Regions from separate parts of the Mus musculus genome. Here all the other regions are linked to region 1. A link is a loop called in an ENCODE intact Hi-C map of the cell type or tissue named here. Cell type or tissue: heart. All regions are shown on one strand.

Region 1 (2,500 bases):
CCTATACATCTACAGCCTGCCAGAAAAGTGCTCTGTTCTGTTCCTGTCTTCTCCAGACAGACACATACAACCCATCCTGATAACCTGCACTTGCTACAAAGATGCTTGCTGCAGATCACACTAGCTTTTCCTCCAGAACCCCCTCTCTCTGAACTCACCTTTCGTATTCACAGTGGCGATGCATTTTGTAGTCCTCACATCCCAGATGCGAATGGTTTTATCTCCAGATGCGGTGACAAAGAGGTCAGGGTTGCTTGGGTGCCAACAAAGCTGGTCCACACTATCTCCGTGGCCCCGGTAGTTGTTTTCTTTGACCTTAAAAGAACAGAATCCAGATGCCACTTTTATCCAAACAGTGGTGCCTTGAAACCAGCAAAGATCTGGATAATTCAAAACAGAAATCTAATTCTTTTTCCAAAACTACAACACCCCCTCCCCCCCCCCCCCATGAACCTCTCTGAGCTTTGACATTGGCCCTTCCTGGCCTCCCTTCTTTCTTTTTCCACCACCACCTCAACCAACCTGTCCTGCGCTATCATTTTCAAATAAAGCCTTCCTCTCCACCCTAGGGGCTCTACCACCCCATTAGTCCCTAGCCACTCGTCACCAGGGCTCTTCTAGACCCTCACCACTTTCTGCCACCTGACTTCAACCTCCCCCGGCCCGCAGCCACGTCGCCACACCTCTTTACTGCCACTAAGTTCGCTCTCTGCTCTCCGCCAGGCAGCCTCACCCCCTTCGTCATTCCAACTCTTCCAGCCCCAAACCCCTTCCTCATCACCGCCAACGACAGGCCATACCCCTACCTCTCCTGCTTTTTCTCCCTCCGCACACAGCCCTCTTCTCCGCCAAGCCCGTGCCCTACAAGCTCACCAGCCGGTCCTTCTCCAGCAAGAACACGCTGGCAGTCTTGTCGAAGGACCCCGAGGCCAAGCGACGGCCATCGCAGCTCCAGGCGACCGAGTGCACCTTAGCACTGTGCGCCGGGAATTCGCGCGTCTTGCTGTGGCCTCGGAAGAGCTCCTGCATCCCGAGCACGTAACGAGACGGGCCACTGCTCACTGAGCACCAGGGCGCCATCGAGCCGGGGCCGCTCTGGCCGAGGGCCGAGGGGCCCAGGACCGCAGCGGGCGCCGCCATGCCTCCCTCCTCACGGACCGCGCGCCGGAAGCTGGATACTCTGAGTCTGGCGCCGTCGCCCTGCACATGCGCCGAAAAAGCGCCGCGTCGCTCCGCGCTGGCGCCTCTCACTCGCGGAACTACAAATCCCGCCATGCAGCGCGCGTCCACCTTTCCCTTTTGAAATAGGACTGATTCTTCCTTAAATTCGCTTTTTTTTGTTTGGTTTGTTTTGTTTTGTTTTGTTTTCGAGACAGGGTTTCTTTGTTTGTTTCCTGGCTGTCCTGGAACTCACTCTAGACCAGGCTGGCCTCTAACTCAGAAAACTGCCTGTCTCTGCCTCCCAAGTGCTGGGATTAAAGGCGTGTGCCACCACTGCCCGACTTGCTTCCCTCCCCCTCCCCACCCCCCACCAAGAGTTCAACTTTTTTTTTAAATGGTCTTCTTACCAGTTTCTTGGTAGCCTTGCTTATTCAAAAAAGAGAGTCAAGATAAATCCTCCAGTTTACCTGCATGTAAAATATCTTTTTTCTAGAGTTGTTTTTCACTGTAAGGTCCTCATCGTGCCCTTAAAGCAAAAGGCCATTGCAAGTTGTCGCTCCTGGAGAAAGGTTAGATGTTTGTGGAATGAAGGAATTGATAAGAAATGTGGGTTTGAGCCGGGCGTGGTGGCGCACGCCTTTAATCCCACCACTCGGGAGGCAGAGGCAGGCGGATTTCTGAGTTCGAGGCCAGCCTGGTCTACAACGTGAGCTCCAGGACAGCCAGGGCTATACAGAGAAACCCTGTCTCGAAAAACCAAAAAAAAAAAAAAAAAAAAAAAAAAAAGAAAAAAAAAAGAAAAAAGAAATGTGGGTTTGTCGGTTGGACTTGGGAAAAGTTGTTCGGTTAATTTGAGATTTGGTTTGTTCGGGGGTTTTGTTTTTGTTTTTAGTTTTTGAAGACAGGGCTTCTCAGTGTATCCCTGACTGCCCTGGAACTCACTCTACAGACCAGGCTGGCCTCGAACACACAGACATCCGCCTGCCTCTGCCTCCCAAGACGTTTTTCTGTCTTTTGATCTTGGTTGTTAAAGGATATTGTATATACATGATAGTAAACTAAAAGAAAATAGCGGAAAGTACAATGACCATTTTGTGTGCCATGCTCACATCTCTGATCCTCCCACTTATGTCTCTGTTAAACCAAAAGATACCCGGGTGGAAAAAAACAATGGTGCACAGCCAGGATTCGCCAAGCACTGGAGAAGAACTGTGCAGGGATAGGGGACACCAGAGGAATATATCCAACAAATATTCGTGTGAAAATGTCCTTATGAAGCCAGCTGTGGTGTCGCAGGCTTATAACCCCATCACTGGGGAGACAGGGACAGGCAGATCCC
Region 2 (2,500 bases), 97 kb after region 1:
TAGAAGACCAACTCGGCATCACTAAAAGTCATCGCATTCTCACACAACCCTTGTCTTGAAAACAAACCCGCGGCGCTGCACAGCAGGCATTATTGGTCCAGATTTTTGTTCAAGTTCACTGCGGTCCTAGGGACATCCGCAAGCCAGACACACGCCCTTTCCCTCTCCCTTAGCGACCCCAAGCCCACGACTCTCTCGCAGGAGGTGCAAAACAAAGCCTCTGAGATGTGTAAAGCCAATCCCGACCTTCCCACGGTCCCACCCCTCAAGGCGAAGCCGGCTGGTTCGCAGCGAGCAGATGCTCCGAGGCTCACTGTGCGGGTCTTTCTGGTGTCCCTCGAGCCCCGCTAGGGTGGAACAGAGCCCCCCTCCAGGCCCCCCAGGCCGCGGCGCCCCGGAACTCAGGCTGCCCCCAGCTCCGCCAGGCCGCGGTCGGTTACCTGCTCGCCCGCCGCCTGCGGCCCGACTTCCCGCACTAAAGAGGCTCCGAGGCTCCAGATGGCCCAAGAGGCTGCTGGGCTGAACAGAGCAGAGCCATCGTGAGAGCGCGACGAACGCTCCCCTACGGAGGACAGTCGCCGGCCGGCAACCGAACCCCCAAACCACCCCGAGACTGTCGCAGGTCGCGCGAGACCTGACTCGAAGATCCGCGGGGCATGCTGGGAGTTGTAGTCCGAGATCTGAGCGTGCCTCCGTACCCACCACCACCGGAACACCTCCCTGTAGGTTGAACTCTAAAAGGGAATTCCACGGGGTTCCCAGAAAGGAGGTCACCTGTTTCCAGCACTTCCTCTGCGCTTTTTACTTGATTACAGAATTGTGGCACTTGGAGGCTGAGGCAGGAGCATTGCCTGAATCAAGGAGTGTGGTGGGGGCTGAGGATGAGAAGGGGGGAAAGAATGAAGATTGATGGCTGGAGATGGTTCAGTTAAAACAGTAATTACTGCACTTGCAGATGACCTGGGTTTGTTCCCAGCACCCAGGTTTGGTATCTCACAACCTCTTGTAGTACAGCTCCCAGGGTCTGCTGCCCTCTTCTGGCTCCCAAGGACACCGCAGTCGGTCTCCCATTCCCACATACTTGAATTTAAAGGGGGGAGACCCATCCCCCACTTTGCCAGACTCTCATTGCTTTATCAGGAAAGCAAGCTCAGGCAGCCTGTTAGCAGGTGGTGGCTTCTTGCAGGAAGCTGCAGATGTGGCACACAATAGACTTTACCTAGATTGGAAGACTCCACCCTAGGTGGGCTAGCCAACTGTGGCAGAAACAAAGTCTGATTCTGCCTGCTCAAGGCTGGGGGGAAGGGCACAGTTCAATGAACCATGAAGCCAGGTAGGCGCCTTCGTGGGTCGTGACCCACAGGTTAAGAACCACTACCATACCTCCCACACACAGAGAGGATCTGATAGTTAATCTTTCTCCCTTTAATTAGCAGTGGAGTCAGGCGGGCTCCACACTAGTACAGGACTAAATACAGGAGCATCCGCCTCCCCGGAAATGGATAATAACTATGAGAAAAGTGGACCTGGAGAGGTAGCCACTCAGAGGTCTCAAAAACACTTCCCTGCTCTGCTCCATGAGAGAAAGCTGAAAACACCCACACTCAACTCTGCTCCAAGTCCAAGGTTCACTGTCCGCTCAGGAAGAATCGGAGGGTGTTAAAAGATGGGAATACATTTGACTTTGCTTGCATTCTGTTAGGACCAAGACTGGGCCAGGAATTCATGTCTTCTGTAAGCTGTATACTTCATTTGTGAATAACACACTTGATTTGCAGTGTGACACTTGAAAAAGTATTCCCAGTGTTTTTACTTTACTGCTCCTGGGAGGAAAGGGTGCAGATCAATTCTCACATAAAAGGTTAAACATGGGGACGGAAGTGAAGGCTCCTCAATGGAGAACACTGGCTGCCGTTCCAAAGGACCCAGATTCAATTTCCAGCACCCATAGGACAGCTCACAGCTGCTTATCACTCTTCATCCAAGGGGTCCAATGCCCTTTTACAGCCTCAGCATGTGAATGACAGACAGGCACACATCTATGCAAGCAAAACAAACACAGGGCTGGAGAGATGGCTCAGTGGTTAAAAGGACTGACTACTGTTCCTAGAGGTCCTGAGTTCAATTCCCAGCAACCACATGGTGGCTCACAACCATCTGTAATGGGATCTGATGCCCTCTTCTGTTGTGTCTGAAGACAGTGACAGTGTATTCACATACATGAAATAAATAAATTCTTTAAAAAAAAAAAAGACAAACAAACACACACACATTTAAAAAACAAATCTTTTATAAGGTTAAAATGTCTTTTTTTAAAAACAAATGAAATATTTTGAAAATATCTTGTTTTAAGATTTATTTATTTATTTTATGTATGTGAGTACATGTGATTGGCTACTATTGCAACTGGTAGATCCTGAGAGAGAAACCGAGGCAGGACAACCAGGAGCAAGAGACCTCAGGTGGCAGTGAGCACATTGAGAACGGACTCTTAGGAGAG
Region 3 (2,500 bases), 220 kb after region 1:
GGAGCTGAGGCTCGGTGCTCCTCTACAGAGAGGTTTGATGGTCTGGGCAGCAGCTGCTGGGAGGGTAAGCGCTCATCCTGGGCAGGTGGGCTGACCAGGGGCCCCTCGTGGCCAAGGCTGTACCACACAGAGGAGCCCCAACAGGATAGAGGGGCACCACTCATTTATAATTCATGGAGAGAAGCCAGGGTAATGACCCACACTAGGAAGCCAAGTAGCTCAGGGCCCTGGGGCCCACCCCTCTGCCCTTGAACCCAAGCCAAGCTGGCTGCCCTTGAATTAAGAGATAGAGACTTCTTCCTACCTTCCCCAGAGCTGGCCTGGACTGCTGCTAAGCCTTGTAGAGACTCGCCAGTGACCCACAGGGGCAGAAGGTGGCCACTTAGTCACTGCCAAAGTCCATGGTCTCATCAGGAGGGCAGGGAGGTGGAGGGGCTGTGCCGGGGCTCACAACCCTAGGAGGTAATTAGAGAAAGATGTGGGGGAATAGAAAAAGACAGTTGCTTGTATAATTAGTACCTGGGAAACCAACAAAACCTGGACAGGTCCTCTGAAGCCAGGGGTCCAACACTGACAAGCTAGTCTTAGTTTCCTATTCTGTGAAATGGGGTCAAATCTCCTTAGAATATGAAAAATTCAGAGGCCAGACCAGTATGCTTCAGGGCCAGCTGGCCTGAGGAGGCTCAGGCTGGAGTAAGCTCCTCCTCTGCCTCATGACAAAGGCTAAATCTTGAGCCCCAGGCAGCTGGGACTTTTGGGGAGCTTTAGGCTCCCCTTTCATGTGGCTGGCTGAAGAGGAACTCCAGAGAGACCTGGGACTCAACTCCCCTCTAGATAAGTGCTAGGTAAGATAGTCTGACCTGCTTCCCAGCCTTGGAACTTGTTCTCTCTCCCGAGCCCTCCCCTCCAGTGCCCACTCGGGTGTGACCCCACAACTAAGGAAAGCTTTTAGCAGGCTTGGGAGAACAGACTCACTGTCCCAGGTTCCACATGTCAAAGCTAGGAAATGGGTGGCTTCAAGCCTGTCTCTACAGCCTGGTGCTCACAGAGGAGGGTATCTCAAGGCTCCACAGAGACTAGGAAGAAGCTTTCAGCTGGCAGCATGCACGGCCTGGTACACACCCATGTCTTGTAACCCCAGAGCAGGTCCAACCTCAGGCTTCTGCAACTAACTCAGTCAGGATGAAGCCTTGGCAAGGAACACGCTGAAACCCATCAGGCCCTGCAACACTGAAGAGTGTATCACACTGGACTAGCCAGCCTTGTGCCACAAGGTGGTCTTTTCACTCTTTCTCAGCCAACAAACCTATGGTCATCTGATGTCCAGTTTCAAATGCTGCCCCCTGCTGACACAGCAAGGGAGGGCAGTTCCAGTTAAGCACCTCAGCTGGTCCTGCAAAGGTCAGAACCATTTCCTCTACCCAGGACTCGCCAAGTTTGGGCCCCAATTCTCCAAGTCTGCAGGGAAGAATGCTTCCTCCACATTCCCCAACAGTGCCTGGCCTCAGCCACAGACCTGGGGTATACCAGCTGGATTCACTGCTGTTACTGACCGGCTCAGGCACTCAGCAGGAGTGGGATTCAACTGAAGAAGCCTCAATGACAGGGTGTTGTCAGAGTAAACAATGGGAGGTTATAATCACTCCCCCCAAATCTTAGTCTCTGAAATGAGGCTAAAGCATACAGGAATGGATGGATGGATGGACACACACACACACACACACACAACCCAACTGCATTTGCTCTCCCTCCTCAGTCAGAAAATGGGCCTTCTCTCCAAGATACCCTGACACATAGGCCCCCACTTTTGAGATTCCAGGTCAGGGAAAACTCAAATACCTGAAACAAGATGCCTGGCCTATCCCAACCCAGCAGACAGAAGGACATCTAGTGGGAAGCAATGGAGCCAAAGGTAACAGCATCACCCCCAACTTCTTGCCAGGGTCTTAGGCCCATCACTTCCTCTCCTTGAACTTCAGATTCCTCCTCTGTAAAAATGGGAACCTAAGAACGATCTCTCAGGGACCCATCAAAGGCTACTTTAAAGGGAAGAGAAGAGGCAGCCTTAAGTGAAGGCCAGCTGTGGTGTGAATGGTTGGCCTCCTCCTGCACCCCTACCCTAGGTAGACACAAGTCCCTAAGCGCTAAAGGAGGCACGAGCATGGTGTCCAGCAGTGTACCTGAGGAACAGAAAGGTGGTTCTTTAACTCCTGCCAGAAACTAAAGTGGTAAAGAGGGGACACACCCATTTCAGTTACTGAAACCCCAAGGACTTGTTCTAGACCACGGGGAACACAATTGGTCCTCCTGGCTGGTTCCCTAGACCCAAAGCCCCAGTAGTCTCAATGACAGTGGTCGGAGGGAAAACTACAGAGTACTTCAGGAGCCACGTGTGAGATGTAGTATCTTTATGCGTGAGTAGTGTCCCAGAGACGCAAGAGTGACTGAGCTGGACCAATCAACACACTCAAGGTCAACCAGCACCACTGCTTTCCCACAC

The links. Hi-C counts contacts between places; a loop is a spot of excess contacts. Peaks named below come from ENCODE experiments on the same cell type or tissue, not always from the same donor. Only the 100,000 strongest peaks of a DNase experiment are listed, where the experiment ranks them.
Region 2: a loop joins it to region 1, with 13 times the contacts of the local background. A loop is called at or near these places in 14 of 42 quality-filtered maps.
Region 3: it touches region 1 in a loop (5-fold over the local background); 3 of 42 quality-filtered maps call a loop at or near these places.

The regions. Positions count from the first base shown.
Region 1 is chr13:54,467,668-54,470,167 of GRCm38, forward strand. Thoc3 (THO complex 3) reads right to left here and starts at 1,173. Exons shown (of 6, transcript NM_028597.3): 1 at 874-1,173; 2 at 159-315. The coding sequence starts at 1,140. In heart, no CTCF peak of the experiment used is centred here; a DNase peak (open chromatin) is centred at 1,194; H3K4me3 peaks cover 1,783 bases; H3K27ac peaks cover 1,304 bases.
Region 2 is chr13:54,564,742-54,567,241 of GRCm38, forward strand. 4833439L19Rik (RIKEN cDNA 4833439L19 gene) reads right to left here and starts at 641. Exons shown (of 9, transcript NM_133797.4): 1 at 441-641. In heart, a CTCF peak has its summit at 1,031 (motif pointing left); DNase peaks (open chromatin) are centred at 630 and 1,110; H3K4me3 peaks cover 1,306 bases; H3K27ac peaks cover 1,516 bases.
Region 3 is chr13:54,684,034-54,686,533 of GRCm38, forward strand. Rnf44 (ring finger protein 44) reads right to left here. Exons shown (of 11, transcript NM_001146026.1): 2 at 305-455; 3 at 1-42. The coding sequence starts at 411. Among named protein-coding and RNA genes, the nearest start is that of Rnf44, 2.5 kb to the right of the region's middle. In heart, a CTCF peak has its summit at 1,343 (motif pointing left); a DNase peak (open chromatin) is centred at 1,419; H3K4me3 peaks cover 1,433 bases; H3K27ac peaks cover 966 bases.